Linked DNA regions of Homo sapiens: all the other regions are linked to region 3. Evidence: chromatin contacts called from ENCODE Hi-C or POLR2A ChIA-PET data. All regions are on one chromosome and are shown on one strand. Each heading gives the region's core, a stretch centred on a gene start or an enhancer-like site at or near the end of the contact. The rest is flanking DNA. Distances are from core to core; before and after follow the strand shown. Region 1 overlaps SKI (SKI proto-oncogene). Region 2 overlaps PRKCZ (protein kinase C zeta). Region 3 holds the start of PANK4 (pantothenate kinase 4 (inactive)). Region 4 overlaps PRKCZ (protein kinase C zeta).

What was found. A loop is a pair of places that touch in the nucleus more often than their neighbours do. ChIA-PET counts read pairs that join two places held with the same protein, here RNA polymerase II (POLR2A). Pooled maps may share reads with other maps.
Region 1: a loop to region 3 is called in a pooled map, with 9 times the contacts of the local background. The contact joins the enhancer-like site here to the promoter of PANK4 in region 3. A Hi-C loop is called at or near these places in 7 of 50 pooled maps. POLR2A ChIA-PET finds 5 or more read pairs at or near these places in 3 of 52 experiments (CD4-positive, alpha-beta memory T cell, CD8-positive, alpha-beta T cell and activated naive CD4-positive, alpha-beta T cell).
Region 2: a pooled map shows a loop between it and region 3 (2.3-fold over the local background). The contact joins the enhancer-like site here to the promoter of PANK4 in region 3. A Hi-C loop is called at or near these places in 2 of 168 maps with a recorded cell type or tissue (psoas muscle and sciatic nerve), 1 of 37 single-sample maps with no recorded cell type and 11 of 50 pooled maps. POLR2A ChIA-PET finds 5 or more read pairs at or near these places in 3 of 52 experiments (CD4-positive, alpha-beta T cell, MCF 10A and naive thymus-derived CD8-positive, alpha-beta T cell).
Region 4: a pooled map shows a loop between it and region 3 (2.5-fold over the local background). The contact joins the enhancer-like site here to the promoter of PANK4 in region 3. A Hi-C loop is called at or near these places in 1 of 168 maps with a recorded cell type or tissue (naive thymus-derived CD4-positive, alpha-beta T cell), 1 of 37 single-sample maps with no recorded cell type and 16 of 50 pooled maps. POLR2A ChIA-PET finds 5 or more read pairs at or near these places in 1 of 52 experiments (BJ).

The regions. Positions count from the first base shown.
Region 1 is chr1:2,254,068-2,258,559 of GRCh38, reverse strand. The region is part of intron 1 of SKI (SKI proto-oncogene); the gene reads right to left. Among named protein-coding and RNA genes, the nearest start is that of SKI, 28 kb to the right of the region's middle. RefSeq lists enhancers at 1,211-1,808, 2,476-2,770, 1,811-3,010. Within about 2 kb of position 2,964, at least 21 of the 41 ENCODE cell types and tissues checked have a DNase peak (open chromatin) inside an H3K27ac peak, as active enhancers do; they include CD8-positive, alpha-beta T cell, where a contact is called at or near this core.
Region 2 is chr1:2,172,268-2,176,673 of GRCh38, reverse strand. PRKCZ (protein kinase C zeta) reads right to left here. Exons shown (of 18, transcript NM_002744.6): 13 at 4,286-4,373; 14 at 2,658-2,777; 15 at 1,841-1,920; 16 at 1,361-1,450. Among named protein-coding and RNA genes, the nearest start is that of PRKCZ-AS1, 9.4 kb to the left of the region's middle. RefSeq lists an enhancer at 500-1,108 and a silencer at 2,662-2,828. Within about 2 kb of position 2,238, at least 7 of the 41 ENCODE cell types and tissues checked have a DNase peak (open chromatin) inside an H3K27ac peak, as active enhancers do.
Region 3 is chr1:2,523,770-2,527,849 of GRCh38, reverse strand. PANK4 (pantothenate kinase 4 (inactive)) reads left to right here and starts at 1,254. Exons shown (of 19, transcript NM_018216.4): 1 at 1,254-1,386. The coding sequence starts at 1,263. RefSeq lists enhancers at 507-1,227, 3,747-4,080.
Region 4 is chr1:2,135,264-2,140,037 of GRCh38, reverse strand. PRKCZ (protein kinase C zeta) reads right to left here. Exons shown (of 18, transcript NM_002744.6): 5 at 4,691-4,774. Among named protein-coding and RNA genes, the nearest start is that of PRKCZ-AS1, 46 kb to the left of the region's middle. RefSeq lists enhancers at 1-80, 2,176-3,124. Within about 2 kb of position 1,742, at least 6 of the 41 ENCODE cell types and tissues checked have a DNase peak (open chromatin) inside an H3K27ac peak, as active enhancers do.

The DNA of each region.
Region 1 (4,492 bases), core at 1,715-4,214, 270 kb after region 3:
AAAAAAAACATGAGTTCCCCGACCAAGCCACTCATGGGAGAAAAAAAAAAAAAAAAGGAAAATGACACTCCTGATAAACCTGTTACTCCATTTCCTGACTGACAAGTTTCAACTCTTTTTAAAAAACACAATTCTCAAACGCCTCTGCTGTTCTTCCATGACGCCGTAGCACGCTCAGCACAGCCACTGTCCCATCCTCCCTAGGGGGCGATTCGGCCTCGGCATCTAGAATAGGGGCATCTGAGCTGGTCCCACACATACCAGCCGAGACCATTCTATGCTGCAGACACCGAACATACGGGTTTAAGGACCAGGAATCCTGTGTGTCCACGTGTGCATGCACACACATTGTCACTAGATAAAACACCACATTCCAAGACAATAACATCTGGCTGTCCAAAGATTACTTCTGGTTAAAGTCGCAAATAATCAGTATTGCCATATTTCCCTTTATAAAGTACCTCTTCACACTCTTCCTTGCTCAATGCTTAAAATGTCAACATTTACTTAAAATGTTGTGCAGGCTGGGCACAGTGGATCAAGCCTGTAATCCCAGCACTTTGGGAGGCTGAGGCGGGCAGATCACCTGAGGTCGGGAGTTCGAGACCAACCTAACCAACATGGAGAAACCCCATCTCTACTAAAACTACAAAATTAGCCAGGCATGGTGGCACATGCCTGTAATCCCAGCTACTCAGCAGGCTAAGGTAGGAGAATTGCTTGAACTCAGGAGGCGGAGGCTGCAGTGAGCCCAGATCACACCATTGCACTCCAGCCTGGGCAACAAGAGCAAAGTTCCACCTCAAAAATAAATAAATAAGTAAATAAATAAATATATAAAATATAAAAATCTTTTGCAAATCCAGAGAAACATGTCAAGAAGATATAATAATTCAAAAGCATGAGGAAAGAAATCCAGTTTTAAGACGGAAGAGCAACATCGCTTCAACCCCATTCTCCTCTCAAAAATCGCCGAGAGCCCGGCTCTTGGATGAAGGAAGCATTGTCTCGAGCTCAAGCACACATAGGGCAGGAGGCAGCTGGGAGGAGGCGGCTGGGGGCCAAGCAGCTGCAGAGGCAGACGCTAGGGAGCCACGCCGACGCGCTCTGGCACCAAAGCGCCACCATGGGAGGGGAGGCCTTGCAGAAGCAGGATCGGGGCTGGCCCGCACGTCTGCATAAGAGCCATCCGCGGGCTCCCAGGTGCCCTCCCCCTTGCAGCCATTGGCACGTCAGCCTTGACGTGACCAGATGGTCAAGAATTGGCAATGTGGGGAAATGCCCCTTTAAAGCCGAGGTCTGAAACCAACCAAAGGAATGCAGAGGAAACCAGCAGGACAAACTGTCAAGAAAAACATCATTAATGTCTGCAGCAACAGGAGAAAGATACAGCATCCACAAGTCACAAAAGGTGGGAGCTTTTACAAAGAGATAGATATCTTAGAAACGAAAATGAAATCATGAAACTAAAAGTAGCCAACAAAGAAAGTGCTCATGATAAGGCGGAGACCTCCAGAGAGTAATCCTGAGCCACAAGGGAACAGCAGGGAGACCACAGCAACCGGAGCACCAGTGCCAGGAGGACCAACGTCCAGCCCTAGGGAGCACCGAGCAGAAGATGCCACGGGCACCATCCCGAAGATCGGGGCGCGAGCCTCCTGGCAACAAAAACCTGACAAGGGCCCAATAGGCGCCCAACACAGGGCCAAACACAAGCCGCCTCGAGGTGTCTGACAAGACATTTTGAATGCCAGATCTAAGAGGAGGTTCTGAAAGCTCCTGAAGGGCACAGTCAGGTCACATGTCAGAGCCCAAAGCAGATGGCAGGGGACTTCGCCATGGGGACACCAGAGGCAAGACGCTGAGGAGCGCCGACAAGTGTTCTGTTCCAGCCCTCCATACACGGGTGCCCAGTTACCAGGTCAGCCATGCAACACCCAAAGCACGTGCCTCCCAGGCACCCAACTGCACAGTGTGCTGTGGCTACTCAGGTAAGGATGAACCCAGGAGGGGAACCCCTAGAATCCCTCACCAGGAAGAGCACAGAAATACCCAGGGCGGGCAGGTGAGGGCCAGCTGGCCATCGGCCTCTGGACCACAGAGGGAGGGGGCAGAGAAGAACGCTGGAGCAAGGACGGAGCAGCCAGAGATCCTGAGAAAACCAAGCAAGGGAGTAAAAACCAAGATGATGCCTAACTCCAGGAACACACAGTGGAGAGGAAATGAGGTCAGGCACGCAACTCCAAGACAGAAAGCAGCACAGACAGGAAATGAGGTAAGGACACAGAGAGCTCCAGACAGGAAATGAGGTCAGGACACAAGACAGGAAATGAGGTCAGGACAGAGTGCTCCAGACAGGAAATGAGGTCAGGACACAGAGTGGCACAGATAAGAAATGAGGTCAGGACACAGAGTGGCACAGACTGGAAAAGAGGTCAGGACACAAGAGTGGCACAGACAGGAAATGAGGTCAGTACACAGAGTGCTCCTGACAGGAAATGAGATCAGGACAGAGAGAGCTCCAGACAGGAAATGCAGTCCGGGCACAGTGTGTTGCATACAGGAAATGAGGTCAGGACAAAGAGTGGCACAGACAGGAAATGAGGTCAGGACAGAGTGACACAGACAGGAAATGAGGTCACTGGCTCCAGACAGGAAATGAGGTCAGGACAGAGAGAGCTCCAGAGAGGAAATGCAATCCGGACACAGCATGTTCCAGACAGGAAATGAGGTCAGGACAAAGGGTGGCACAAACAGGAAATGAGGTCAGGATACAGAGTGCTCCAGACAGAAAATGAGGTCCGGACAAAGTGGCACAGACAGGAAATGATATCAGGATACAGCATGTTCCAGACAGGAAATGAGGTCAGGACATAGAGAGATCCAGACAGGAAATGAGGTCAGGACAGAGAGAGCTCCAGACAGGAAATGCAGTTAGGACACAGCATGTTCCAGACAGGAAATGAGGTCAGGACAAAGGGTGGCACAGACAGAAAATGAGGTCAGGACAGAGCGGCACAGACAGGAAATGAGGTCAGGACACAGAGAGCTCCAGGCAGGAAATGAGGTCAGGACACAGTGTGTTCCAGACAGGAAATGAGGTCAGGACAGTGTGCTCCAGACAGGAAATGAAGTCAGGACACAGTGTTCCAGATAAGAAATGGGGTCAGAAGACACCACTCAGTCATATTAATCAGCCAAAGGATAGATTTATCAAAACTCAAGACGCAAGGTGTCAGCACGTGGGGCTGTGGCAGGTACAGGTCTAAGCAGCTGGACTGAGGTCAAGCACCATAGTGCTTGTCACACTCAGGTACGTGGGGGTCACTCAGGTACATGGGGTCAACAGAAGACTATGCAGCAAGAATGGGGAGCGTCCCTGCCTGTGGAAAGTTGGGGAGGACAGGATGGGGACACTGGCTGTCATCATTCAGCTTTTGGTATGCCATGGACTCCTTAGCTAAAGATAAAAGACAAAAGAAAGGCCGCATGGTAGGGTGACCGACACCTGAGAGAAACTGGCCTAACAAGCACGTGGGGTGTGGTGCCAGTCCACAGCACGCACCACAGGACACAGAGGTGACACTGTGGGGCAGTGCCCAGCCATGTCCCCTAAAAGCCACCTGCACCCAAGTGCACAGCACAGGCATTTGGAGGAAAGAAGTGTTGTTGTGGCTGTCTCCACCCTCAGAAACCCCCCAGAGCTCACCTGACCGCAGGGACCCCATAGGTGTGCAGCAGGGGGGCTGCACGCCTCAGGTGCAAATGCCAATGGCCCGTGCTATTCCACCAGCAAATGCCCTGCGCATCACACACACACACACACGCACGCAGTGACCACAGTCTGGCCAAGACTGTGATAACTTCAGGAACAAAGAGAAGACTCCAATTCGGCTCCTACCTCCCAGTCCACTTCACCCCTCCCCAGAGATAGTGGTGACGGCCACAAGTCTAGGCACAAGGCCAGACAGGTAGACCGGTCACTGCACACAAGGACAGGCTGACAGCCAGAGGCCGCGTCTTCAACGCACCCAGACTGAGTATCAAGTAAATTAAAATAAAAAGCAGTCCAGTAGACATCTAAGTAGGACCTCAAGCCTTCGGGAAGGGACGGTAATCCTAGGATGAGGCATTGCCATTTCAGGGCTGTTTGGGACGGGGACATGTCACGCTGGAGATCTCAGTGCAGCAGAGTCCCCCAAGCACCCTGTGACACGAAGACCCACGGGGGGAGAGCAGAGCCGAGCCCTCCCACCCCCTCCAACGGGCACCACGCATGGAGACCAGTTGGGCCAGCACTCTTGCAGGCGCACCAGCAGGTCGTGGCCTCCTCTAGCGTGGACCTTCCAGATTCTTCACAATCAGTGTCTGGAGGGGAACAAGCAGCTCCCACGTGGGTCCAACACCTCAGAGGAGCAGCGCCAGTGCCAACCCCAGCCCCTCATGGTCACTGGAGCCCACCTGGAATGTCTAGAATGGTGCCTTCTGTGCA
Region 2 (4,406 bases), core at 989-3,488, 350 kb after region 3:
AAAGTTGGGTGGGGTGGAGGACAGAGCTAGAGCTGGGCTTTCTCCTGATTCAGTTCAACCTCCTCCAAAATGCACTGAACGAGCTATCCAATCTGCTTTTTTCCTTGAGAGTGTATTTTAAAGGTTTTATTTCAGTAGCTCTGCAACCATTTACACAGCTGGAAACAAATTCCACAGACGCTCCTCAGCTTCAGACAAGGTCACCTCCCAATAAACCCTCCATGTGCTGGAAACATCCTAGGTGGAGACTGCGCTTCCCACACAGAACCCACGACCGAGCGGCGCTGGAAACATCCTGGGTGGAGACTGCACTTCCACACAGAACCCACGACCAAGCGGCGCAGCCTTACCTGCCTTAACCTGACAGACACACGCCAGCCTACAGTCCGGCAAAACCCCCTGCACGCAGAGCCCCTCGGGACATTCGGCCCCCTCCTGATCACGTGGCCCGCTGGGGCTGCAGTCACCGCCCCTCATCACAGGAGAGTACTGACCTCATACGGCCAGCTGGGGAACGGTCAAAACTCAAAGTAGTTTCTACCGAATGCACCCTGCTCACACACCACCGAAATCAGATTCCTAAATCGAGCCAGTGTACGTCGCACCCTGTCCACAGACTCACTCTCCTTCAATACCCGACGCTAAAGCTCAAGCCGTGAACGCTGCGACTGCTGGTCCTGTCCAGTAACTGCTGATAAAACCGGCCATGAAACCAAAGCAAACGCCCTTCTCTAGGCCGGCCCCCACTATCAGATCCCTGTGGAACCAACAGCCAATGTGCTCACAGGTCAGGACGCATGTGCCGCTAGCTCCTGGCGGCACCAAGCCAGCACAGTCGAGGGTTGCCAGGAAGCGCCATGGGCCGAGCTCGTCCGGCCCCTCACTCTCCTGGCTCCGGAGGACGAAATGTGTCTCCCCATCCCTCCTCGGGGCCCTGGAGGGTGGTCCCCCATTCCCAGCTGACCCTTCTGGGAGACAGGAGCCTTGGCTCCACGCAAGTGGGGCCATGTCAAAGACCAGCCCGGCGGTGCGCGAGCTCACACAGCCCACCCGGCCCACACAGCCCCGGCTCTGTCCACCAGATTATAGGGGTTGGAGGGGTTGGGGGTGTAGGGGTTGGAGTGGGGTTGGGTGGATATTGGGGTGGGGGTTGAGTTGGGGGTTGGGGTGGGAGTTGGGCTGGGGGTTGGGTTGGTGGTGGGGTGAGGGTTGGATGAATTTGGGGTTGGGATGGATATTGGGGTTCGGATGGGGTGGGGTGGGGGTTGGGTGAATATTGGGGTTGGGGTTGGGATGGGGGTTGGGTAGATTTGGGGTTGGGATGGGGATGGGGGTGCAAATAGGCTTTGTGATGCTTTACCAAGTCCCAGTCTATGCTGCGGAAGAACGCGTGGGACTTGATGTCAGAAAATCCAGTCTGTGGCCGGCAGCCGAGCCTCTCTTTGGGGTCCTGGAGGTCAGAGTTCAAACAAGGACAAGTCAGCCCCATCCCGGAAGCCCCATGACCCCCTCTCCTTGGTGGCCACTCCCAGTGCTGACAAGCCCTCCCCCGATGCTCTGACCCAGGTGGTGGAAATCAGATGTTTCCTTTATTGAAAGTTCCTTCCCCGTACGTTAAGCTCCGTTCCATTTTCCTTGGGCACACATTCTCATTTTGTTAGGTGTGAGTAAAAACGGACGATTCACAGAACACAGAGCTCAAATACTGAAGCGGAAAATCAACCCACACACCCGATACACAGCAGCCGACATGAAAAAATGGCCAACAGCCGTGCCTGGCCCTCTGCCCACCAACACCGAGGCCACAAACGAGATTTTGTCAGCATGGCCAGAAACGTACCTTATTTAAAAATCCTTTTAAAACATGGGAGGCTTTGACGGACAGGAACCGGGGGATCCGGATGGGCTTCTCCAGGATCACTGCAAGGGCGGAGCCTGGTGAGGACTTGCCTGTGTTGTGTGCCATTTGCCCAGTGCCGCCCAGACTCTGACTCTGAGCAAGAGCTTTGGGAGCTCAGCCTTGGGGCCCCGGAGCCCCTCCCTTCCTACAGCCCAGCAATATCTATAACCCGGAGTCCCGCCGGGTCCTCCCTGGGCCTCCTGGTTACATGCGCTGGCACGTGTCGTAGGATCGGACGTGAACCAGCAGCTCCCCTTCCTCAGCCCCAAGATCGCAGGTACACGGGTGCCTCTGCAGGCTGGCCACCAGAGGGCACCGCGGAGACAGCCGCGTTCCCAGATCCCACATCCCCACAGCACTGAATTCCAGACCAGGAGCAGGTCCCGGGGCCTCCAGGTGGGAAGGAGCCCATGATGGTGGCTGTGGGTTTTGGGGGTGGGGGCTGTGCTTTCAGCTCGGTACAGCCTCGGTCAAGGACATGCTGGGGCTCCAGCATGTGCTGCTGGCCAGGGCAGGAGGGAGTTGGAGCTGAATGGGGACAGGTTCTCTTTCCTGCTGACCCACAGGTGTGGTAACCCCACCCCACGGCCCGGGGAGTGGCATGTGACACAGGGTCTGGCCAGGAGGAATGGTTCCCGGTACGCTTTGCATGGCACTGCCGCTCCAGGCACCCGCGGGACCCCTCCACCTGCACCTTTGAAAAGGAAGGAAGACAGTCGTGCAGGTGAGGGGTACGAACGCACAGCGGGGCACGCACCTTGGAAAAGGTAGTCCTCTGTGTTCATGTCCGGGTTGTCGGTGATGATGTCGAACGGGGAGCGCCCGGCCATCATCTCAAACATGAGGACTCCCAGCGCCCACCAGTCCACGCTGAACCCTGGGGGAGAGCACACAGCCATCACCGAGTGGGGCCACATGGGCCGGCAGCAGGACGAACCTGGCTGGCGTTGGTTTTCATGCCCAGTTGACACGAGTGTGAGCCAGGCTTGAGCAGGCGGCACACAGGCCTCTGTGACTTCCACTTCCCAAACAGAACCAGCACCTCCACCTGGCAGCTCGGCCTCCCTGCCACCGTCCCTGACACTACGGAGGTCTCCCAGGCTGCCTCTGGGCTGTCGGTCCTGCCAGGGCACCTGTGACCACACCGGCACGAGGCACTGGTGGAACCTGCGGACGACCCTCCTCTCTCGTTTCTGCTTCTACAGAACTAAGCTTGAAGAAGCCCTTTCGCTGCAGTAACGGAAATACTCTCCTGTGTTTCCTTCTACAGCCATTTTGTTTTTTAAAAAGGTTCAAGTAGTCAACCTGTTGGGAATGTGTTCCAGCGAATGAGGGGTGGGAGACCCTGACCCGTTTTGCCCAAGGACAGCAGCTGTCTCTGCGTCCCCGGAAGTCCCCCTGGTCCCTGCTGAGGTGAGACGCTGCCGCTGTCCCACACGGAATCCCCATCCCAAGCTGGGTTCTAGACTATATTCCAGTCCTCCAATCTGCTGTCTGTCCTTCTCTGGCTACTGAGACTTCCATTGTGGCCGCTGGGGAGCCCAGTTATCCCAGCGGCGAGTGACCTGCCCGCCCTGCCTGCCCCACACCCATTCTGATGGCAAAAAAAATGTGTAAAAATGTCTGAAGGCACACCATGCATGCCTCATTGAAAACACCAGGATGCAGAAGTGGGTGGAGTGTGTACAAACACAGTATGCATGTGCACACAACACACATGGATGCCCGACACACGAACACTCAGCCCAACGGCACACACGCACACAGGGCTGCACACGCGTGCCCACGTCCCCGTTTCACACACGCACACACGGCTGCACACGCGTGCCCACATCCCCGTTTCACACACGCACACACGGCTGCACACGCGTGCCCACGTCCCCGTTTCACACACGCACACACGGCTGCACACGCGTGCCCATGTCCCCGTTTCACGCCCAGAGAGGGGAGAGGAGCAGAAACACTCTGGTGTGCACGGCGTCCTCAGCCGCAGGGCCTGTGGGGTCCTGTCCACACGCTCCTGCACCCCCTGGGGCTCCCCAGACAACAGCTTCTCCCCCAGCCACTCGTGCAGCACGGGGACTCAGGTGCTGCACCCTGTCCCACCCCCGCTTTCTGTGTCTTTCCCCTCCCTGTGCCCCGGGGCTCCCTGGCAGGAGGAATCCTGTGCAGTGCCCTCCCCAAGGAGCTGCTCAAGTGGACATGGGAGGTTTTCCAGAATTCAAATAAGGGGCTGAGGCCAGATGATGACATCCGGCTGGGAAAGACAGTGTGTGGCTTTTGGGTGTAAGATGGTCAAGGACACCTCTCCCTGGCTGCTGGGCCAGGCCCGAAGCCATCTCTGGCCCTGTGTGCTCCGAGAGGGGCCAGGGCAGCGGCACTCACCGTACTCCTCTCCCCGCAGGATTTCGGGGGCGATGTAATTCGGGGTTCCGCAGAAAGTGCTCGTTGTGTCACCAGGGCCCAGGCCTTCCTGTGGGGGCAAAGTTACTGGGAGAGGGTTCTT
Region 3 (4,080 bases), core at 5-2,504:
AGGACAGGGAAGGCCCCCATTCACCTGCATGTTTCCCGCATGTTCAGTGGGCACACAGGTGGGCGCCCCTCATGGAGGGCACCTCCTGCCAGCCTGGCCCATGGCACACCATGCTGCCAGGGGTCTGAGCTGCCAGAGGTCTAAGCCGCCTGGGGTGTGCTCCACTCTTCCACCCAGGCCTCCCTGGGGCAGGCTCCCCCTCCAGAGCCACACACCCACCCCCTTGGAAGACACAGGCAAGGATGCCTCCTCCCTGAAGGCTTGCCCTGCGCACACAGATGCATTATCCCTGGAGTTTGTGCCGCCCCACAGGCCTGTGCTCCCAGGAGCCCTGCCAGGCAGCTGGTGGCATTCTCCACGTGCAGACAGAGGCTGAGGGCCAGAGACATGCAGTAATGACCCCGGGTTACCCGGGAGGGGCTGATCTGTCTGCTTCCAACACTGGGCTTTTTCCCAAGGCGCCCAGAGCCTCTGGAGAAGACGCATCTCTTCATGCCAGCAGGGCTTCCCAGCCACTCACCCTGGAACCCTGGCCTGCCCCACCTATACCCCTGTCCTGGCTCCAGCTGCTTCCAAGGCTTGTTCCTGCAGCCTCCCAGGCACCTGTCTTGCCCACAGGCAGCCTGCCTGGCTTCCCCCGACCACAGCACTTTCCACGGATCGCCATTACAGCACACATCTTCCCTACCCGCAGGTGCATGCCAGGCTGGGGCTCCTCCCAGGTGGGGCAGGGTTCCCCACTCCTCTGGTTTGCATGGGACTTTTAACATTGAAAGTCCCACGCCCCTGGGAAGCCAGGATTGAGTCACCCTAGCAAAGAGCGCATCACATTCGCCCTGGCGTGCAGGGCCAAGCTTACAGCAGGCACTCGCTGAAGGGCAGGGCTCTCTGACAGTCTGCAGACCCACGTGCCCCCTTAGAAGCAGGTGGGCGGCCTCTGCGGCCTCCCTCAGCAGGGCTCAGAGCACTTGAGTTAAGCCTGTGGACAGCGCGGTAAAAGAACATCAGTCCAGATGTTCTGTGCTGATGCGCGATCTCTGGAGGATAACCGCCCGCCCGCCCGCAGCCCCGGGCCTCTCGGACCCCTGCCCAGCACTGGCCCTAGCTCGCCCTGTAGCGGCCGAGACCTCAGAGGCCGGGGGTGGGGGAGGGAAGGGGCGGGGCCGGCGCCTCATTAACATAATCTATGCGAGGGGGCGTTTGGCAGTCAAATATATGCGCATATATCTCCATGGCTGATGAGCTGGCCGGGCACTTTCAAAATGGCGGAGTGTGGAGCGAGCGGCAGCGGGAGCAGCGGGGACAGTCTGGACAAGAGCATCACGCTGCCCCCCGACGAGATCTTCCGCAACCTGGAGAACGCCAAGCGCTTCGCCATCGACATAGGTAGCCGCAGGCCGGGCGCCGGGCGCGGGCTGCGGGGGCGGGCGGGGCGCCGGCGGTGGGCCGGCGAGCGGGGGCGGCGGGAAGGACGAAGGGCGGGGGCGCGGGCCTCGCGCACAGCCTCACGGGCCTTGTAGTCCGCGGGCCCGCGCACAGCCTCACGGGCCTTGTAGTCCGCAGGGTCGCTGATGCGCGGGCTCGGGGCGACGGCCGGACTACAGCTACCGGCAGGCGCCGCAGGGACCAGAGCGGGGCCTGCCGGGCCTGGTAGTTCGCGCGGCCGTCCTGGGTGGCTGGGGGCCGGGGTCCAGCGTTACCCGCCGCGAGGTGGGAGGGTCGGCGGAATTTTATGTCTTCGGCCACATCGGCATCTGGGCGCCCCGGCTCCGCCGCTTGGCTGGTGGCTGGCCTGAGATTTGGGGTCCTTAGTTCTGGTCGAGACGAGGACGAGCTCGGCGGGAAGCCCTTGGCAGAGTGGCCCCGAAAAGGCCGCGCGTTCCCGCGGCGTGGCCAGCTGTGGCCCGCGGGCCGGACAGTCCGTGCACAGGCCCCGCTCTCTGGAGAGTGGACGCCGGGCGTGAGTTCAGGCGGCCGTGGACGTGGGACCTGGGAACTCGTGCCTCTGGTTTAAAAGCCACCCGTGCCTTCCGTGGCCTTTAAGGCGGCCTGCACTTCTGCCCTGGCCTCTCCAGGGTCCGCTGCAGACCCTCCTGCCTGATGGCTGTGCTCTCAGTAATGACGGCGGGCCAGGCTCTGTTCTAGACCTTTTTCCCACGCTCCTGACTCCCGGACACCTCCCAGCCACCTCTAGGGGAGGAACGCGAATTACTCCCTTTTCGCAGATGAGGATACCAAGCCCCAGAAAGGTGAACTAATTTGCCCAGGGTCATCGGGCTAGAAAGTGGCAGAACCAGGATTTGAACCAGCCACTCCCTGCTCTCCTACTCTGCCCATGTTTCAGGCATGAGGGCTTCCTGGGGGCAGCTTCACCTGGAGAAACCCCCCTTGAATAGCCGCTGCGGCTTCACATACCTCTCCCTCTTAGCACTCATCTCGGTCGTAGGCTGAGTCTGCTTGTGTGTGAATCCCACAAGAGCAGCGGTGTGTCTTGTAGCCCCAGCCCCCGAAAAGGATGCCCAACCTGTCTTTGCCGCCCAGTAAATACTGGGATGAATGGGCCTGCCGCTGACTGCTTCCCACCTCCCTGGAAAAGCTGGGACTCAGAGAGACCCAGGCCATTCCCTCTGAGCTGTGTGCTCCTGGTGCATCTGACATGTTTGCTGCTGTGGTGTCCTCGGGGTTGTTGGTGTCATCATCTCTCTGAGATGTCCAGCCAGGGAAGGGTGTCCTCTAGGGAAGTGGGGGGCGATGAGAATGGAAGTAGCTATAGGTCCTGGCTCCCACCTTTCAGTGAGCTTATGGGAGGCAATGCTTCTTAGGGGGTGTGGCCTGGTGCCAGGTATGAGAACGTGTGAGTAGCATCTTTAGGGACCGCTGATAGGACTTGGGACTGACTGGTTATTGGGCTGCAGGTGCTGAGCTTGCAGCCCTAGCCTAGGGGATTGTCTACCGCAGGCCTCACCAGAGGCTCCCCAGCCATGCTTCCCAGCCTTCTGAGACCTTGAGGCCCGGTAGAGCGTGTGCTCTGCAAGGTTCTGCTGCCCTTACACTGGGGGATTCTGTTACTGGAAGCAAGTCGGGATTAAATGTTTCTGAAATGCAATTGCAGTTGACCTGCATAAGTCACTTGGGGAATGGCCAGGAGAACAGGGCTCACCGTGGATGTTCTGTGTGGCCCCGAGAGGCCAGTGAAGCCGCAGAGCTGGGGCTGTCCAGGAAGGGCTGTCGCAGCCCTAGAGGGCCCTGGAGTACCAGCCTGTTCTCCAGGCTGAGCCCAGGGGGTTTCTTGGTAGAAGGATACTCTAAGAGGTCTGTTTAGTGCTGGTATTTATTTCCCCTCTTCAAAGTTTCTCCCTGCGTCTGGGTCCTGTGTCTCTGGTTCTTAAGAGGACCTGTTGACTGATACTGAGAGACCTTTTGTTTGTTACTCCTGACCGAGCTGCTGGGAGGCCACGCTCAGGGTGGGGTGTCTTCAACCCAGGAACCCTCAAAGCCAAAGTGCTTGTCAACAGTGTTGTTTAAAAGCAGGCTTCTCCCATTTCCTCTTCCCTTGCCTGTGTCTGGATCTAGGAAAGCTCACCTGCCCTGTGTTCTGGCAAGCTGTTTTCCTCTCGATGGGACGCTGATGTCTGCTGAGCAGATTCACCTCTTTGAAAGCAGCAGGGACGTTGTATTTCTCAAAACATACTGCAGCTTCGATCTGATTTTAGGTTTCTGCGGGCTGTGGGGAGGGTTCCTCAGAGGCAGGTGAGACAGGAAGGGGCCACGGGGCGGTGGTGTCTGCTTGGCTGTCCTGCCCTCCATTGGTGCCCAAAGAGGAAACACAGGACCAGAGAGAATGGCAGAGGGGATGGGGCCTGTGGGACAGGGAGAACTAGAAGGCCATGGCTCAGATGTGAAGAGCACAGGTGACCAAACCTCTGGGAAGCCCCCTTCCCCCACCAGCTGTTGGCCTCAGGGCCGAGCGCGGGCAGCCCGGAGAGCCGCCAGGAGGCACTCCTGTCACTGCCTTGCCAGGCGCGGTTTGCTGTGATTCCGAGGGGTCCCTGAGCTCAGCCCGGAAGGGTCCCCGCCCGC
Region 4 (4,774 bases), core at 493-2,992, 390 kb after region 3:
GACCCAAGTGGTCACTCCTCTGTCCACTCATGATAAAGGCCAAAGTCTTGGGCCATCCACCCAGCTGTCCCTGCGGCACTTGTGCCCTATGTGCCACCAGCAGAGGGCTCTCCAGCAGCCACAGCTCAGAGACGTGGCCCTACCATGGTTTATACCCCACGTGGTGGAGTGGGTTGTTCACAGCAAAGGGAGTAGCTAACTCCAGACACGATTCCCACTCTTGCTTGTAAAAATAATGCTGAGCTGATCTTCCCCATACACAAACCTCCGAATGACGGGTGATTTCTTTTGAAGAGAGGCAGGATGGGAACATCGCTGCACATTTCTGCGTGATTTCCAGAGAGTAGGGTCCATGCCTGTCCCACATCCCCAGGGTTGGCAGACCCCATGACAGCAACCCTGGGCTTTAATTACTTTTTTGTTGTTTTGTTTTTGTTTTGTGTTGTTTTGAGACAGAGTCCTGCTCTGTCGCCCAGGCTGGAGTGCAGTGGTGCCATCTCGGCTCACTACAACCTCTGCCTCCCGGGTTCAAGCAATTCTCTGCCTCAGCCTCCCGAGTAGCTGGGATTAGAGGAACCCACCACCACGCCTGGCTACTTTTTTTGTATTTTTAGTAGACACGGGGTTTCACCAACTTGGCCAGGCTGGTCTTGAACTGCTGACCTCGTGATCCACCCACCTCGGCCTCCCAAAGTGCTGGAATTACAGGCGTGAGCCACCACGCCCGGCCGGCTTTAATTACTTTTAACATCTTTGATGTTGACAGAGAAAATGTCTTGTGTTTCCCTGATCACCTGTGGAGGTCATGCTGTCCTCATCTCTAAACAATTACAGTCTTACTTCATTAACCATTCACACCGGTTCTCAGCTTCTCGGTCCCAGCATTTACCAAAAGCCTTTGTGTAGGAGCTCTTCAATTCTAAGTGTGAGATGTCTGGATCTCTTCTGGGTTTTACGTGCTACAAACCCCTTTCCTGTATGTTTTTTGCATTTAATTTGGAAACTGAAAAAATCTGAAAATTCTGTGTGGCTGAGTCTAAAGACCCTCTGGTCCTCACTGCCCGGTTTTTCTCCAGAGATCTGCACAGCTTCTAGGTTTCTTCTTTTTATTTATTTGAGACGGAGTCTCACTCTGTCGCCCAGTGGCACAATCTCAGCTCACCGCAACCCCCGCCTCCTGGGTTCAAGTGATTCTCCTGCCTCAGACTCCTGAGTAGCTGGGATTACAGGCACGTGCCACCACGCCTGGCTAATTTTTGTATTTTTAGTACAGATGGGTTTCACCATGTTGGCCAGATGGATCTTGAACTCCTGGCCTCAAGCGATCACCCATCTCGGCCTCCCAAAGTGCTGGGATTACAGGCGTGAGCCACTGCGCCGGGCCCTGTGATTTTTTTTTAACCTCAATCCACCTGCCGTTTACTGTGATGGGAGCCAGCAGCCTGGATTCCTACCCACCTCACCCCCCATTCCTGGGCTGATAATTAACCAATCACCTCCTCAGGATTTACTGGAGGATCCCTTCCCTCCTCTGCAAGAAGTGCTCAGCCCTGGGCCAGCTCTGACCCAGCAGTTCTGTTCCACTGAGTGGGCTTCCCTGCCACCCCCGGCACCATCCTTCATGGAGGAGGCAGCCCCTCCTCACCTCCTTCTTCAGAACCTCGCTGGCTCTCTCCCTTTGGCTCCCCCACTGAACGCTTCCTTCTCAAAGTCCAAGGGCAGTGCTTTCAAGTGCACAGAAAGAGCTGGGCGGGGAGCCCAGTCCCCAGCGACGGATGCCCACTCTTTCATCCTCGCTTCACCAACAAAGAGGACGGAAAAGTCTCTCTTCTCCTGGGTGCTTGTTCCCCTTTAAGTCTTACTGATTCACACAAAACCAAGTGCTTTCCTCCTGAAATGCCCCTTTTAAGTGACAGCAGAGGTGATCTGAGTGGTCCTGCAATTAACATGAAGTGAGCACTACATGGAGCGGCTCTGAGGTCCGGACAGAGAACGTTACGAGCAGGTGGCGAGATCAGAGCCCGGGCACAATTAGGCGGGAATCGGACAGGCTGAACTGCAGGGCAGCCGCCCTCCCTGAGCAGTCAGGTTGCAGGCTTTCGGGCCACTCTCGCCTTGGCCTCTGTGTTTGTGAAACTGGCTCGTTCACACGCCCAGAAGGGCTGTACCTCCACAGCAGAGCGGGGCTGTGGTGGGTCCACCTGCCACCCTTTCCTCCAGTGTCTGCAGGAAGGAAAGGAAAAGCTTTTGCTCACTGGTGGTGGTGGGGAGGGGGAGGGTCACTTATGGTCTGCACCTGCCATCGGCAGAATGGACTTTTCTCCTCAAAGCTGCACAGTGAGAGGCCACACCCTGTGCTGCCCGGAGCCCTGGCCCATGTCACTGGGTGGGTAGGGTTCACTCTGGGCTAATCCGTCATGCAGAATGACAGAAGAGACAGATACAGAGGAGGCCATGTGGAGACGGAAACAGAGGTGAGTGGTTCCTCTGCCAGCACAGGAACAAGGCTGCCCGCAGCTACCAGTGGCTGCGGGGGAAGGAGGGCGCAGCCCTGCGGCACTGTAATGGGTCACACCAGGCGCCGACTTGACTGGGTTGAAGGATGCCTAGAGAACTGGTGAAGTATTGCATCTGGGTGTGTCTATGAGGGCGCTGCCCTGAGACTGGTATTTGAGTCAGTGGACTGGGAGGGCAAGACCCACCCTCAATGTGGGTGGGCGGTGGCGTCCAATCAGCTGCCAGTGCGGCTGGGGCAAAGCAGGCGGAAGCAGGTGGGAGAAGCAGTTTTCCTGGGTCTTCTGGCTTTCATCTTTCTCCCATGCTGGATGCTTCCTGCCACTCGTCCTACCCTGGGACATCAGATTCCAGGTTCTTGGGCCTTTAGACTCCGGGACTTATTAGTGGTTTGCCGGGGGCTCTGGAGCCTCTGGCAGAGGCTGAAGGCTGCACTGTCGGCTTCCCTGCTTCTGAGGCTTTTGGACTCGGAGTGAGCCACTGCTGGCTTCTTTCTTCCCCAGCCTGCAGCTGGCCTATCGTAAGACTTCGTCTTGTGCGCCCGAGGGCCAGTTCTCCCTAATCAACTCCCTTTCATGTACATGCATCCCATTGGTACCATCCCTCTGGAGAACCCTGACTCATAAAGACACCTTCGTTTTGGACTTCCAGCCCCAGACTGCCGGAGAGCAAGTTTCCATTGTTTAAGCTGCCAGTTAGTGGTGCTGTGTTCTGCAGCCCCAGAAGACTCACAACGTGTGTCCTCAGAAAAGGCGGCCAGGGTGGGCTGGGGTGCGGACGGGATCTCTGTGCTGCAACACTCCCTGGCACCATACTCCACAGATATTCCCAATGTGGCCACCTCCAGCCACACTCTCCTGAGTCCCAGCCTGAGCCAAACTGCCTGTTCACCCACACCCACCTGCCCTAAGCACACAGCCGCCTAGGCTCCCCATTTCCTGGTGTCCCCAACCTCGTCCTCAGGGCCTCCCAGACACTGGCTGGACTCTCCCGTGCCTGCCACATCCTCGGTGCTCCTGGCATCTCCTCTGCACTGACCTCCCAGGCAGTATGATCAGATGCCTCCTCCTCCAGGAAGTCCTCTGGGCTCTCCAGGCAATGTCCAGGTCTTCCTAGTGCTGACCTGCTCATCTCCTGGAGCCTAGTTCCCACCACACCCCTCTTCAGTCACTCAGGAGCTTGTCCTGCATCCTCACCTGTGTTAGCCCCAAGAGGAATGGGAGTCCAGACCCACTCTTGCCACATGACAGGGACCGAGCACACGCAGGGGCAGGAGGAGTGGCTCACATGAACAGAACTTCCTGATGGTCTAGAGGGCAGACCATGGGAGTAGAAGGAGGGGCAGGTGACTTGAGGCCGCTCCAGGAGACAGAGGTGCCGTACACCCAGCGGAGGTTGACACGTGAGGCCACGTGGCAGGTGAGTGTGGAATGCAAAGGTAGCCCCAGGGCCACCGCTCCTGTGAGGGGCTGTCAGGGGCTCTGTGTGGAGTCCCGCAGTGGGGACAGGCCCTGTATACTTCCACGCACCCCCAAGACACTCCCTGTGTGGGACCAACTCCAGGGCCACCAAGGCACACCCAGACACCTCCCCTTCCACTGTGAAACAGAACAATTACAAAAGCATCTGAATCACCCATTTCATAGGAACTAGAAAAGCATCATAAAGAGAAACAAGGAAAATAAGCTAAGTGTCCTCTGGAAAGGGCCCCCGTGGGTGGCCGCTGGGAAGACAGAGGCCCAAGCAGGGATGGGGCTGAAGGAGCTTCCAGGGTTCACGGAGACTCTTAGCTACTAGGCAACACTGTGTGCGGCTGAAAACACACACCCTGGCGCTACATGCGGATGGAATGCGGCCGCCCCACTCTGGATGCAGGCAGGCTGGGGCCTCAGGCCAGTGAGCCCTGAGCCCTGATAAGAGTCACACAGCCAGGCAGACACAGACAGCATTCACTGGGCAGCCACCACGCAGGGAAAGGCCCGGAGGGCACTTCCCGCCTCAGACAGCCCTAGTCAAAGCCTCATCCTGCACCAGAGAAAGCATTTCTGTAACCTTGCCCTCGGGCGCCAAAAAGAGCCCAGCCTGGGCTCAGCGGGACGTGCCTCCCCTCCTCTCTCTTTGCTTTTAAAAGTAACAAAAGGCCCCTTGAGGGACTAGTCCCAAGGGGGCCACTCACCCTGTTAAAGCGCTTGGCTTGGAAGAGGTGGCCGTTGGCACGGTACAGCTTCCTCCATCTTCTGGCTCCCCGGCGGTAGATAGA